Regions from separate parts of the Homo sapiens genome. Here region 1 is linked to region 2. A link is a loop called in an ENCODE intact Hi-C map of the cell type or tissue named here. Cell type or tissue: ovary. All regions are shown on one strand.

Region 1 (8,000 bases), 480 kb before region 2:
GCCTGGGGACAGAGTGAGACTCTGTCTCAAAAAAAAAAAGAAAAAAAAAAAGAATTCTGGCTTGACAGTTCTTCCTTTTTCTCTTTTGTCTTTCAGCACCTTAAAGATGCCTTTGCACTGTATTACATATTTGTGATGAGAATTCTTCAGTTAATTGTATCTGTGTTCCCCTGTGTATAAGATATTATTTTTCTCTGGCTGTCTTAAAGATTTTCTTTTTCTGTTTAGTTTCCCATAATGTTCCACGGTGTAGTTTTATTTGTGTTTATCTTGCTTGCAGCTTGCTGAGCTTCTTGAATCTATAAATTAATGTTTTCATCCAATTTGGGAAGTTTTCAGCTATTATTCCTTCAGATATTTTTTCAGGTCTATTTTGTCTCTCCTCTCCTCCTGGCATCACAATGCATGTATATCAGACTACTTGATATTATCCTACAATTCACTGAGGCTCTGTTGATTGTTTTTTAATCTTTATTCTGTTTTTCACATTGAACAATTCTTACTGATATGAGTTTAAGTTTACTGATTATTTTTTCATTTCTATGCTTCATTTATTTCAAATGTTACATTTTTCAGTTCCAGAGTTTTCATTTGGTTATTCTTATTGGTTTCCATTATCCTGCTGAGATTCTCCTTCTTTTCAGTCATGATGACTATGTTTTCCTTTACATCCTTGGACATATTATAGTAGTTGCTTTATAATTCTTGTCTGAAAATTCTAATATCTAGGTCACCTCAAGATCTATTACAGTGGCTATTTTTTCTCTTGATTATGGGTCACATTTTCCCACTCATATGTCTTTTAAGTTTTGGTTAGATAATGAACACTGTAAATTTTGTTTTAGAGATTCCAAACTCTCTTCTTTTAAACAATGTTGATTGTTTTTTGTTCTATCAGGCAATAAAATCTCTAGCTGATTAGCTTGAGCTTTTGGGTACTTAGTGTTATACTTTGTTAGGAAGGATCTGTTTCGGTTTTGCCCTTAATGTTACGGTGACTCCTTTACACTGAAAGCACACACCCCTTCTGGGGTTTCAATAGAAAATCTGAGGCATTTACCAAGCCCCTCTAACTTGGGTGGGATTCAGATTCTGAACTTTGTAGGCAGTAGCTGTAGGCAGTAGGCAGCAGCTGAAAAGAGTCTCTGCTCAGCATTTTTGGCTTTCTAGTTATTGTTTTCCACTACGCTCATTGGCATATTCCCCACACATATGCAGTTTAGGGGTTATTCAAGGATTGATGGAAATTTATATACAGAATGGAGGGCTCTCTTCTTTATGGCTCTTTTCTTTCTGTGACTTACTCAATTCCCAGCCACTCTGGCAGCCCTAAACTCTATCCCCTGACACCTCAAGCCATTACAGCTGTGGCTTTCTCCTTGAGTTCTAATTGTTCTTTGTGGACTGGGGCATGCCTTCATGGGAGAAGCTATATAAACATAGTTCTCACTCTTTCAAGGATCAAATGACCCTCTTTCAAGGATCAAATTTCCTACATTCTCTGCCTTCTTTTAGTTAGACTATGAATAGTTTTTTTAACAAAAGTATTTTGTCCAGAGTTTGTAACAGCTATCTGCAGGAGAGTTAGTCTAAGATAGGTTCTTCCATCATTAATATAACTGGAAGTCTGTCACAGACATTTTAATTTGTGCTTTTGTGTGTGCACGCATGTTAAGATTAAATCGCTCCTTTCATTGCCCTGAATGCTCATAGGATCACTAAATAATATATATTGAAGGATTACTCGGGTGTTGTCCAGACTGTGTCATACTGCCAAGCATTGACCATCTGAAACCAATCATGATCGATCTCCCGTTTTTAAAGGAGGCCATGAAGAAAGATGCTTCCTTAGGAAATAAGCTCTTCTGTTTGGAGACTCCCAACCTTGTATTACAATTTAAGTCCATATAATGGCTTTAATGACTCAGGGTCATAGAGTTATACAGACAGAGGGATGTATAGGCCTTACTGAAGCCACACTGGTTCCACCACACCATGAATATGAGAGAGGCATCTTTCCCAGTGCCCCATGCTTGCTAGCCCTGTTTTCTTCGCTCTGCTCCACTCCTGCAGCTGCCATGGAGCCTATTATGTTTCATGTTTTACTTAGGCTGTCTCCCCTTTTCCCATTTTCAGAAATCTGTGTACCCCTGGTTCTGTTTACCTGACTTCTGAATCACTCTGATTACTCTGCCCCTTAATGTTACAGGCCAAACTACTTCTTCCCAAAATTTATATGTTGAAATCCTAACTTCCAGTGCCTCAGAATGTGACTTTATTTAGTGACAGGGTCTTTACAGAGGTAATCAAGTTAAAATGACGTCATTAGGGTGGGCCCTAATCCAATATGACTGCTGACTATATAAACAGACACAGAGATAGACATGCACAGAGAGACGATGACGTGAGGACACGTTGGGAGGAGACGGTCACCTACAAGCGAAGGAGAGAGGCCGGGGATAACTCCTCTCTTTACATCTCCCAGAAGCAACCAACCCTGCTGACACCCTGACTGGGACTTCCAGCCTCCAGAACCATGAGAAAATAAATTTCTGTTACTTTCGCCACCTACTTGCTGGTACTTTGCTCTGGCAGCCCTACCAGATCAGTATGCTTGCCACTTAACAAATCCTCTGCTCCCAATTTTCCTACTTGATTGTGACTCATGGCTTTAGTTTGTCTCTTGAGACCCACACCCCCTCTTGGTATGGAAAATGGGCAAAAATCAGAAGGTTTATGCTCTAACTCCTCACTTCAGTGGAATGACCTTTCTTTTTTTTTTTTTTTTTTTGAGACACAGTCTCATGCTGTTGCCCAGGCTGGAGTGCAGTGGTGCAATCTTGGCTCACTGCAACCTTCGCCTCCTAGGTTCAAGCAATTCTCCTGCCTCAGCCTCCCCAGTAGCTGGGATTACAGGCGCATGCCACCACACTCAGCTAATTTTTGTGTTTTTAGTAGAGGTGGGGTTTCGCCATGTTGGCCAGGCTGGTTTCAAACTTCTGACTTCAGGTGATCCACCCACCTGGGCCTCCCAAAGTGCTGGGATTACAAGTGTGAGACACCGCACCTGGCCTGGAGTGACCTTTCTGATCCTCAGATTCCTTATCCATAATATGGGGATATTGTTTCTATCCTACCTACCTAAAAAAGCTCAGATAGATGCTGCACATAAGAATGTAAAATACTACACAAATCAAAGGCATCCTGAATCTCACTCTTTATCCGTAATGTACTGTACCTCATACCCAATTATAACAGAACCTCTGTTAGAGGTCTCTTGAGCGGTTTCAAGTTCAGAATTCTCCATTCATAGGAGAGATGCTTGCAACCTGTTATTTCTAGTTTAAGAGGCAGGTGCCTAAGAAACCGTTTTGCTCAAAGAGGCAGGAATATGGGGTGATGCTTCAAGCTCCCATTGTTTTTATATTTCCAGAGGGTTTAAAAGTAATTCCTCAGACAACTTACCTATTTTTTTTCTTTTTTTTTTCTGAGATAGAATCTCCCTCTGTCACCCAGGCTGGAGTGCAGTGGTGCGATCTCTGCTCACTGCAACCTCCGCCTCCCGGGTTCAAGTGATTCTCCTGACTCAGCCACCTGAGTAGCTGAGATTACAGGCACGCGCCACCATGCCCAGCTAATTTTTTTTTGTATTTTTGGTAGAGATGGGGTTTCAGCATGATGGTCAGGCTAGTTTCGAACTCCTGACCTCGTGATCCGCCCCCCTTGGCCTCCCAAAGTGCTGGGATTACAGGTGTGAGCCACCGTGCCTGGCCAACTTACCTATTTTCATAGATGTTATAAGAAATAAGGTACAGAGTAAAGCAAACCAGTGCTTTTAGGCAATAAACTTTTTATTTTTTTATTTATTATTTTTGAGACAGTCTTACTTTGTCACCCAGGCTGGAGCACAGTGGCATGATCCTGGGTTTAAGCTATTCTTGTGCCTCAGCCTCCCGTGTAGCTGGGATTACAGGTGTCTGCCACCACACCCAGCTAATTTTTGTATTTTTAGTAGAGACGAGGTTTTGCCATTTTGGCCAGGCTGGTCTCAAATTCCTGGTCTCAAGTGATCTGCCTGCCTCGGCCTCCCAAAGTGTTGGGATTACAAGCGTGAGCCACTGAGCCTGGCTGGGAACGGACATTTTAGAAATACGTAAGGGAAGGAGAACTTTAGAAGCACATCCAACTGCCTTAACCAAATGGGTGCCTACTGAATGTGATTTTTAACTATGTAAAATTAAATGTAGGATGCTAGTCACTTTCCAACATACTTTGTATATTCTTTGTCAGTCTTTAAAATAATTTCATTATTGAGAATTTGAAAAAATTGTTTCTACAATTAAAACTTTTATAAAATAATTTATTAAAAAATACAACTTCCCCCAAATAGCTTACATTCTGGTTGCATGAATTTTTATGCAGTTTCTACTGTTACTCAAAAGAACTGAATTTTCAATGATTCTACCCTTTTCAGTTCTCTAGAATGCCTCCAGATGGCATTAAAAGCCTTTCCCATTATATTTTACAACACAAAAAAATTAAAAATTAGTAACATTTTAACCATTTAAGACCAGTCACATTCATTATAACATCTGAAAGCAGGACAATGGAACTATTTAAACTTTTAGGGAAGTATCTTAAGAAAGACAAACATATAATCATATCTCTTATGAAATACACAGCTCTCCTATTCAAGCCAAAGGATCTTTCTAGACAAAGAAACAGATTTTGGACAAAATAAGACACTCAGTATTTTACCACAAACTGATTTCCAATCAACAGCACTTAAAAAATGCTGTTTTTTAAAATCCTGATCCCCATACAGATAAATTCACAAAGCCTATCTTATAATAAGAAAACACATGCCACTGCTCATAAGTGATAAAAATAAAGATTTTTAAGGAGCAAACCTGTTATTGACTCTTATGGAACTAAAATAAAGTCACTTGTTAGCTCATGAATTTTTTAATTTAAATGTTGGTATATCAATTTGGCATCAAATTAATCAGTAAAAATATATTTGGATTCCTTGAATATTGAGAAGAAACAGACAAAACATAGAGTGAGGAGCACATGTTTTATAAGGGCCTTTTCTTATGTTTTTAAAACTGCTTTTGTTAATTCAAAAAAGAAACTCTTGAGATTCCAGAGATATCGATAATTGTGCTTTTCACATAATTCCAAGGTGAGGTTGCAGATGGCAAGCTTCTGAAATGACCTTGTTACTGCACAGCTGTGTGGGACAGCATACCTCCCAGTTTAAGTGTGAAAAGTTCTGCAATTCTTAAGATGATGCTGAAAGTCTCCAACCAAATCCCCCCAGCATACATGCTCAAATCTCATTACATTTCTACTTCATAAAGAGAAGCATTTGCATTTTTCAAGATTCCTCTTACTCTGCTAAAGCATAAAAAATGCATCTGCACCCAAAGCATTTAGAAAGACATTATCATGAGAAAAGAGAACCATGGGCTTCCTTCCATCATCATTATTACTATTACAAGATACTTGCACTATCTCATTTTATGAGGCATATTTAAGAACAGGCATCTCTGATAGAAAATGAAAGAAACTTACGATGTATTCGATGTGCCATTGTCTGGACTCTCTGGCTCTGCATCACCTTTCTCTTAAAAAGGAAGCAGAAAAAAATACCGACATATGAGTCTTACAGTCTTTAAGATTTAAGAGAGATTAAATATATTTCCATGCTCCTATTAACAATCTTTCAAAATGTGTAGCAGGAGGCTTTTAAAACATCTTTTATTGTCTGAGAACCGGATTTGCAAAATAATTTCTTTTCTGCAATGCAACTGCCCAGGCACAAATCTGTGAGTAGGTACTGAGGAGCTATTTGCAAACAACCAGAGGCTTGGAGTGGAGACTTTGCCAGAAGATGAATATCTTACAGATGGAACCTGTTTCCTTCCACTTCACTTTACAGAAAATTTCAGGAAATAAATCCATTGGCATTCTATATCCAAGGCACTTTGAACTTTGATTGCTTCTGCTAACATAAGCCAAACCAGGTCAGGCTGAATCAGAACTTGGAGGAAAGAATTTTTTTTTTTTTTTTTTTTGAGGCAGAGTCTCACTCTGTCACCCAGGCTGGAGTGCAGTGGCACAATCTCGGCTCACTGCAACCTCCACCTCCCGGGTTCAAGCAATTCTCCAGTCTCAGCCTCCCGAGTAGCTGGGACTACAGGTGCCTGCCACCACACCTGGCTGATTTTTATATTTTTTGTAGAGACAGGGTTTCACCATGTTGGCCAGGCTGGTCTCGAACTCCTGACCTCAAGTGATCTGCCCGCCTCGGCCTCTCAAAGTGTTGGAATTACAGGCGTGAACCACCACGTCCGGCCAGGAGGAGAGAATTTTTACTGAACACTGAGGTTGCACTGTAGGTCCCAAGATCCCCCTATTTTATACCCCATAGAGAGCCCTGGTGGCAGGTTTTGGGGCCCCTAGCTTAAAGCAGAATGAGATGTAAACCAGAAATCCTTTCTGACCATCTGAAAGGCTAGTTAAGGAAATGCTTCTGTGGGCTGTGATCACTGAGGAATTAACGAGTTGTACGTAGTTGGGGGAGCTTGGAACCAGTTCACTTCTTGTAGTTTACAGTAGGCTTAATGTAATTCCTAATCCTTAATCAATTGGTGGTTTGAACCATGCATCCTCATTCTGTAAGGAGTTTCTTTGTATTTCCTTGAGGCTTGGAGATGGAAGAAGTCACTGATAACTGAGAGCGTGGGCTCGTGTGTTTCCTGATGGTTGTGCAGAGCCAATACACCCCAGAGAAGGCTGTGAGTTGCAAGAAATAGGACTGTGGTAGTAACTTGGTTTGCTATGCTCTTTCAAGTCAGGCCTGGAGATCTCTAGAATCCCTTGGTCTACTGCTCACGTCCTTGGGCCCACACATTGTACCATACCCCTTTTGTCAGCTGTCAACATTAGCTTGTCGTCACCTAGTCCCAGGAATGACTCCCTAAATTACATAATGAACATATCCCAAAGGTATTGCCCAAACTGAACTCAAAAGCAAACTTTATATGTCCTTCTCTTTTTCTTATAGGAATAAACAGTTGTGAGAAAAAGAAGACACAGTTTCTACAGTTCGTACATCTATCTCAGACATTTATCCAGTGCCAGAACAGCTATGAGGGACTTTGGCTAAAAGCTGGTCAGATGAGGGGGAAAAACAAAAAAGCCACAAAATCTATTTTAACTGCCTTGATAACAAACATTGATTAGGCAGGGCCTCAATACATATAAAACCATGTTGGAATAAAGGCTAAAGTAGCAAATTAATAAATTTGCTTTAAAGCTCATTCTTGTATATTTTCTTTTGTCTTCCAGGCAAGGTCTGTGGTGCACTCATTTAGGAGGCAAATAAGGCCTGTTCAACTGGTTTCAGTGCTGGAAAATAATTTAGTACTTTGCAGAAACATTTTTTCCATGGACTAACCACAATCCCTCTTGTAATCCTAAAATAGAGAGTTATAACACCTGCATTATATAAGACAAAACTAAATGGAAGTATATTTTTTTTCTCAAATATATGGATCCTTTCCCCCAACCTGCTTTAATTTGGTGAAACTGGTTACTTTCCCCAGTCTCTAGCCTGCAGTAGTTACCACATTCCATCTTAATGAAGAATGTAAAACAGCAGGCTTGGAAGCAGCAGGCAATGGTAAAATTCCCAAACAATTTATGTCAGAAAACAGGAAATTGAAAATAAAAACGAAGGCATTGTTTGGATGTTTGAAGAAATATGTTTTGCCTTGACCAATCATGCTGCCCAAGTCTTCAGCATGGGGACAGATGCGCAGCTGATTATCTTTGCTCTTAGCAGCACTTATGTTGTGGCAACAGGGCAAACAGAATAGGTTCTGGCAAATAGGAAGGATATAGTGGGGCCAAACAGGACATGGTGAACAGTCTGAGAGGGAGTGTTCTCAGCAAATTCAGTGCTGATAATGAATTTGCCTTTCTGGGGGGAA
Region 2 (8,000 bases):
AACTTGAAGATTGACACATATGGACTAAATTCAAACTATTGTTTCCAACTTGATAAAACACCCCTTGGCTGTTTGCAAGTTTATGAGATCACAAATGCCCTGTGCATCCAAACCAGAGCTAGATTTTCAGAGATGCCATTTTTGGTATTTCTGGAATTGGAAGTAGTTTCCTATCAGCCAGCCACAGACATTTTCCAATCTATTTTTCAGTAAAGTGTTCAGATTTTTTTTTTTTTTTGGCTTAGAAGAAATAAAAAATGACTCAGATTTCAATTAAAAACATAATGATAATGATAGTTTGCACTGTGTCATATTTTCAACTATTTAAAAACAATTTTGTGTTTTTGCTCGCTTTTAAAGATCCTGAGCGTGAGGAGAATTTGTGTGATTTATTGCACTTTATAGATTAAACAGGCATTCGCTCCATTTTACAGACAAGGAACTGAGGCTTAGAGAGACCAGTGACTTGCTCAAGGTCACGCATCAAGTAAGTGTCAGCATGAAGACTGGGAGGCTCCAGGTGTCCTGCTCTGCAGCTTTCAACCGTAGCACATGAAATATGGATGATAGGAAATGCAAACCACTCCTTTCACTGTTAACTAAACCACAATGCACTTTCACCGCAATCTTCATGAGTATGGCTCTTACAGAAGGCTGTGACCTTTCGTATGAGATCTGGTCAGCCTGGGCCGATGTGAGGGCCTGTCAAGCTCACGGGATGGTGTCTTTATGTTTTGCACACTTGCCGTCAGATCAGTGTGAAGAGGTGTCTGAGACAGCCAAAACTGGGCTGCCTCTATGTTTGGAGAGTGGGGCACATGTGAAGTGGCTGCGGGGACACCAGCTGTGCCACAGCATTGCCAAGGGCCTTCAGGGCTCATTGACTGCACCTAGAGGCATCTCTCAAGTTGCGCAGTCACTGTGGTTTCCTTCCTAAAAGTAATGAAAGGTGGGAATAAGTTCTGTCTCCCTGAAGGTTTCCAGACAGCAAATAAGAAACCTAGCACAGGCTGGGGCACTGTAACTCACGCCTGTAATTGCAGCACTTTGGGAGGCTGACGGGGGAGGATCACTTGAGACCAGGAGTTCTAGACCAGCCTGGGCAACATAGCGGGACTCCATGTCTATAAACAATTTAAAAATTAGCCAGGCATGGTGGTTGCATGCCTGTAGTCCCAGTTACTTAAGGGGCTGAGGCAGGAGGAGTGCTTGTGCCTGGGAGGTCAAGGCTCCAGTGAACCATGATTGTGCCACTGCATTCCAGCCTGGGTGACAGAGTGAGACCCTGTCTCAAAAACAAAAAAACAAAACTAGCATAATTCAAATTTGAATATGCCCTAAGATAGGATAAGTATGTCCCTTCTGATTGCAGATTGTTACCTGAGGGTGTATGCATTCCCAATGACATTGCTACTATACTTGATATCTCACCTTGGGAGAAAAAAAAAGGTCAAGAAAGTTTAAGTCAAAAAAAGTCATAGTCCAAGGAGGAGAGCTTTCCTTGATTTCAGTCTCTCCCATCTGTGTGTGCCATCCACAATTAGAATCACACATTACAAGTTCCTGGGTGATTCCAGGGCCAAGGGAAGCAAGGTTTATATATTGCTGAGGAGAATGCTCCAACCTGAATTGTAAGATGCGTCTTGCTGTCACATTCTACTTGCATTTCTAAAACTGTAAAAAGGAATTGCTTGGCTTCCCTAAGTGTAAAATCACTAAGGTGAGATTATGTTTCCATGTTACGATGCCCCCATCACCTCTTGAGATTTACTGAGCAAGATGCCTTGTGGGAGGGGGTTTAAATGCACAGATGTAAGCCCTGCAATCCCAACACTCACAATCTTTATATTAACAAGAACATGCTTCTAATTATTCCAAATTCTGTTAAAATTAAGCCCAAATGTTCAATTTTCCACGTGTTCCTCTTAATTAGAAATGAAATGAAAGAGAAAAAGAAACCATCAAAATTATATAAATAAAAACAGATGGAAGAGAGTGTTGGAAGCTCTTTTCTATAACATTCCCTTTAATAAAATTCATTGGTTAATTTGGTTGATAAAAGCAGCGTTAAAATTAAATAAGAATTAACATACACTCGGATAAATATTTGTCGCTTCTTTCATGTGCTACCATGATAAAGGTAATTTAGCTTAAAAGCAGTCATCATCTTTCTTCATAACTGATAAAGCATTACTAATTGTGTGTGTTAATATGGTACAATATGGAATTGAATAGAGATTTTATCTTAATAACATCTCCATTAAATTAAGGACAGTGTTGTATGACAGGAAAGATAAGTCTGTTTATTCCAAGCCAGCACATCAAAAGAACAACTGTGGGAGATGGTGCAATAACTAACATTTTCTATAGTGTTCTAGCTGGCAGCCTCACATTTATAAGGCTTGTAAGCAATGTTGTAAGCAATGCTGTTTTGTGAGATAATCTAGATAATGTTTCATTGAGAAAAGTGATATTTTAATTATGGTGTAAAAGATACTGATCTTTTCCTTTCTGTGTCTAATAGGATATTTCTACAAACAAGATGCTGGATGGAAAATGATCTGATTCTATTTCAATAAAATAACCACCCTTTGAGGCAATTTCACCACCCCTGAGCCTCTGTGAGCAGGACATGAGGGGCCAGGGGTTACCAAGAAGAGAGTTGACAATAACGACTGGACTGGGGGAAAGAGGGGGCCATGGTGTCAGTGCCTTCCTCCTTCTGTCCCTCATGGGGCTGTCTTGTGCAGGACTGCCTTCCTGCCCCATGGCGGTGCACTCAGCTATGTCCCTGCAGGCTGGTAGGCCAGGATTCCCTCTGCCCATTAGCTGCAGACAGCCTGGCCCGGGGCTGAAAAGGGGGAGCTGAACCCTGATGGCAAAGAGGGAGTTAGAGTCCAGAGCTCCCTTCCCCACATGAGCCTGGGGAGCTTAGCTCTGATAAGTACATCGTTGCCTTGGCACCATCTGCCCTGGAGGACCAGGAGATGTTTGGAATGCCAGTTGTTGTGTCTGTTAGTTTGTATTTTAAAAGCACATGCCACAAACTGCCTATTCAGAGACCGGATTTGCTATGACTGTGAGATGCTGTGCCTTGATATGCTGACATTCTCCCATGTCATCTCTCTGCCTCTGGGAGCAAATGTCCTCCAGCCCTACAGACACATGCAGGGCCTCGGAAGACGTATCTCTTTACTGCCACTCCGGCCACGCACATGTCTGATAAGAAGCAGTATTATAGTGAATAGCCAGAGTCAATATTAAGTATTGGATAAGAATGAAAGTAGTTTGGGAATAATTATAACCACCTCCCCTACCCCAAAAAATATGCTGTTCAAAAGTCAGTCTGGAGACACAGATAACAACCCTATTTTTATACCAACCCGACTGAATTCTTAATACATGGCAAAAAAGAAGATCATGGCTTAACATAAAGCAGGAGATGTAATAAATAATGAACTGCACTAACAGCTTAGCATCATAAGGAGACAGATGGAAAACTTCTCTCCCGAGATCACTGCTTCCAGAATTAGAGAAAGGGCTTCTGGACGTGTTCAGGGTGGATAGTTCAAGCCTGAATTTCAATGAGATGGGAACACTTTTTAGTATAAACGCAAGATTTTCATGTCTCCCTTTTAGGAAAAATAGGGATTATGGCGTTCATCTGTTTCATCCAGAACTAGAAGCAAAACCCTAAACCTCAGACTCTTCCAGCATGTCTGATCCAATCAAACAAGGGAAGATGCTGCGGGTGCTTTGTATGCTAAGGAAGTGCTACGATGCCATCGTCTGTCCAGGAAAAGAAAGGAACACCCATCCATGTGGTTAAGCCATCAGAAAACTGGAGCATTGGGAATAAAGGAATTATTTCCACGAGACAAGCACGCCAGCCATTGGCTCATAATGAGCTGAAAGACCAATGACTGCTTCTCAGAGACTCCCTAGGGCCCAGTGTCCTGGGGGCAGACCTGTGGCTGAGTCAGCATGGTGCACAGCAGAAAGTGGGGGGAGAGTGGCCAGCGCTGCCCCGGCGGGCTCTGTCTGCATCACCTGGAGCGGCACAGACCCTTCAGTCTCCATTCTCTCTTCAGGAAAGAGGCCTACTCGCAGATGAACGCACCAAGGCTCAGGTAATCTCAGGAAGCTCATTTACTCACACAGTCCTGGCCCATCGGGCTCTCTGGAGGCCCTTCTTCCTTGGCTGTCACCTATTTCTAAACTGATATGTAATAGTTGTACATATTTATGGACTATATGTAATATTTTGATACATGCATGCAATGCGTATTAAGTCAGGGTAATTGGGATATCCAAGACCTCAAACATGTATCACTTCTTTGTGTCGGGAACATTCCAAATCTTCTCTTCTAGCTATTTTGAAATATACAATATGTCATTGTTAACTGTAGTCACCCTACTGTGCTATCGAACCCTAGAACATATTCCTTCTATCTAACTGTATGTTTGTATTCATTAACCAACCTCTCTTCATCCCCTTCTACCCTCTACCCTTCCAGCCCCTAATAACTATCATTCTACTCTCTACCTCCATGAGGTCAACTTTTTCTAGCTTGCACATATGAGTGACAACATGCTATATTTGTCTTTCTGTGCCTGGCTTATTTCAATTACCATAATTACCTTCAGTTCCATCTATGCCGCTGCAAATGACAGGATTTCATTCTTTTTTTTGTGGCTGAATAGTACTCCACTGTATATACATACTGCATTTCCTTTATTCATTCAACTATTGATGAACACAGGTTGATTCCATATCTTGGCTATTGTGAGCAGTGTTACAAAGAACGTGGAAGTGCAGGTATCTCTTCAACATACTGATTGCCTTTTCTTTGGATATCTACCCAGCAGAGGGATTACTGAATCATATGGTAGTTCTATTTTTAGGTTTCTGAGGAACCTTTATACTGTTATCCACAGTGGGTGCGCAAATGTTCATTCCATCCATCAACAGTGCGCAAACATTGCCCGTTCTTCACATCTTCACCAGCATCTGTTATTTTTTTGTCTTTTGATAGCAGCCATTTTAATGGAGGTGAGATGATATCTCATTGTGGTTTTGATTTGCATTTCCCTAATGATTAGTGATGTTGAGCATTTTTTCATATGCCTGTTGGCCACTTGTATATCTTCTTTTGAGGAATGTCTTTTCAGGTCATTTGCTCATTTTAAAATCTGATTATTTTTATTATTTTTTTGCTATTGAGTTGTTTCAGTTCCTTACATATTCTGGTGATTAACCCCTTGTAGGATGGGTAATTTGCAAATATTTTCTCCCATTCCGTGAGTTGTTGCTTCACTCTCTTGACTGCTTCCTTTGCTGTGCAGAAGATTTTTAGCTTGATGTTACCCCCTTTGTCTATCGTTGCTTTTGTTGCCTATGCTTTTGCAATCTTACTCAAAAAATCTTTGCTCAGACCAAGTCTTCAAGAGCAAAATTTGCATAATATCTGATTAGGGTCTGGGGACCATTCAGAGCAAGTCCCCTGGGGCACCTGAGCCAATACGTGATCTAAACCTTCACCACAATCATGAGCCATCACATCAAATAGACCATTTCTTCCAAAACCCAACTGACTTTTTACAGGAATTGTGCATTTAAAAATGTTGAAGTCATGCTTCCTTCTCTTGGGGACACTGCAAATAATGGGGTGCTCTAGTTTCACTAAAGTGCCTCAGATGAACTTTCCAACCCACAACCCTTAAACACAAATGAGTAGTAGCATGGACAGTCAAGTGCAAGCTCAAGTTCAAAATGCCAAAACACAGGATATCAGGCATAAGATTAATTTACCTCTTACTTGCAAGAAAAGGTAGGAAATGATAAAATCAAAGGTACATGTTTTCAAAACCAAAAGAAACAACAATACATACAAAATGTTAACAAAGAGATGATGATTGTGTCAGTTATTCCCAAGGTCAGGCTGGGGGAGAGTGTAGTTGGGAAGACATCAAAAATCAGAAATTGTGGATGCCTCAGTGTCTACTCCTTCCAACACAGTGGAATATAGACTGGTCTGAGAATGTGATGGTGTTCAGGACAATGGGTTTTCATGAGATTGGGGCAGAGCTTTTCTTTTTTCTTTTCTTTTCTTTTCTTTTGAGACGGAGTCTCACTCTGTTGCCCAGGCTGGAGTGCAATGGCACAACCTTGGCTCACTGCAACCTCCGCCTCCTGGGTTCAAGTGATTCTCATGCCTCAGCTTTCCAAGTAGCTGGGATTACAGGTGCCCACCACTATGCCCAGCTAACTTTTGTATTTTTAGTAGAGACAGGGTTTCACCATGCTGTCTAGGCTGGTCTTAAACTCCTGACCTCAGGCAATCTGCCTGCCTCAGCCTCCCAAAGTTCTGTGATTACAGGAGTGAGCTTGTTACTTAGAAAAATTTCAAACTCATAGAAAAACTACAGTAATTACTCCTATATATCCTTTATGTGGATTCACAAAATGTTCACATTTTGCCACATAGGCTCTCTCTCTCTCTCTGTGAACATATATAGTTTTATGTTATTTTATTTATTTTTTGCTGAGCCTTTTCAAAGTTGTCGTTATGATGATTCCCTACATACTTCAGGATGCATTTTCCATAAGTGAGGACATTCTGTTACAGAACACATTCACTCTCATTTTCCATTACTGCATTAAAGATTACCACAAACCTAACAGCTCAAGACAACACTCATTTATTATCCCTTAGTTTCAGTGGGATTATCCCGTAGCCTGGGTATGGCTTAGCTGGGTTCTTTGTATAGGGTTGCACAAGGCTGTAATCAAGGGTGGGTCAGGGTTAGGGTCTCATCTGAGGCTTGCCAGGGGAAGAATCTGCCTGTCTTGGCAGAGTTCAGTCCTTGCAGCTGTAGGACTGAGGGCTTCAGCTCCTTGTGGTATCTCTGCTGGAAGCTGCTTTCAGCTCCTAGAGGACACCCTCAGTGCCTCCCATCACAGATAACCCACAGCATGGAAGCTTGACTCTTCAAAACCAGCAAGAAAGTGAGAGACGCCAGCAGGAAGCGGCTACAATGTTACGTAACACAATCATGTAATGATGTGCACATAACTGCAGACCTCTAGTCACTTTTGCCATAATCTATTGGTTAGAAGAAAGTCATAGGTCTTGCCCCTTCTCAAGGGAAGGGTGTCACACAAGTCAAGAACACCAGATGGGCTAGGTGCAGTGGCTCATGCCTGTAATCCCAGCACTTTGGAAGGCCAAGGCTGGCAGATCACTTGAGGTCAGGAGTCTGAGACCAGCCTGGCAAACATGATGAAACCCCATCTATACTAAAAATACAAAAGTTAGCCGGGCGTGATGGTGGGTGCCTGTAATCCCAGCTACTTGGGAGGCTTGAGCCTGGGAGACGGAAGTTGCAGTGAGCCGACATTGCACCTCTGCACTCCAGGCTGGGTGACACAGCGAGATTCCATCTCAAAAAAGAACACCAGGTGGTGGGATCATGAGGACCACCTTAAGTATCTGCCATAGCATTATACAATGACCAAATTCAGGAATTCATGTTGATATTGTCCTTCTCAATGTATTAGTGCCTGATGTCAGCTTGTCCCATTGTTGGTGATATTAATTCTGATTATTTGGTGAAGGTTTCTTATCTGTTAAATTTACCAATTTTCCTTTTGTATTTATTGCCATAGCCTTCATCAAAGTTTCACCCCACCATTTTAGCAAAATTGCTGATTATTTGCCTGATTCAATTATTACCATGATGATTGCAAAATGCTGATAAAAAAAAAACTCCATCATTCTTTTTTAACTCCATTATTCAACATGTATTAGTTGGTGATTGACTGTAAGAAAGAGCTTTCCCTCTGCTGTATATCTGAGGGTATTTCCCTGTTCAGTAGGTCATCAGGCTGGGCTGCAAGATAGAATATAATGTGCATATGGCCGATGTTAAAAAGTAGATAAGTGTCCCCCGGGGAAGACACCAGACAGGATTTGAGGTCTTTGAGAACAGACAACATG

The links. Hi-C counts contacts between places; a loop is a spot of excess contacts. Peaks named below come from ENCODE experiments on the same cell type or tissue, not always from the same donor. Only the 100,000 strongest peaks of a DNase experiment are listed, where the experiment ranks them.
Region 1: a loop joins it to region 2, with 4 times the contacts of the local background. A loop is called at or near these places in 2 of 110 quality-filtered maps.

What each region holds. Positions count from the first base shown.
Region 1 is chr2:99,721,500-99,729,499 of GRCh38, forward strand. AFF3 (ALF transcription elongation factor 3) reads right to left here. Exons shown (of 25, transcript NM_001386135.1): 11 at 5,578-5,629. Among named protein-coding and RNA genes, the nearest start is that of REV1, 240 kb to the left of the region's middle. In ovary, no CTCF peak of the experiment used is centred here; no DNase peak of the experiment used is centred here; H3K4me3 peaks cover 283 bases; H3K27ac peaks cover 269 bases.
Region 2 is chr2:100,204,691-100,212,690 of GRCh38, forward strand. It overlaps LINC01104 (long intergenic non-protein coding RNA 1104), which reads left to right and starts at 3,564. Exons shown (of 3, transcript NR_103730.1): 1 at 3,564-4,130. In ovary, a CTCF peak has its summit at 3,778; no DNase peak of the experiment used is centred here.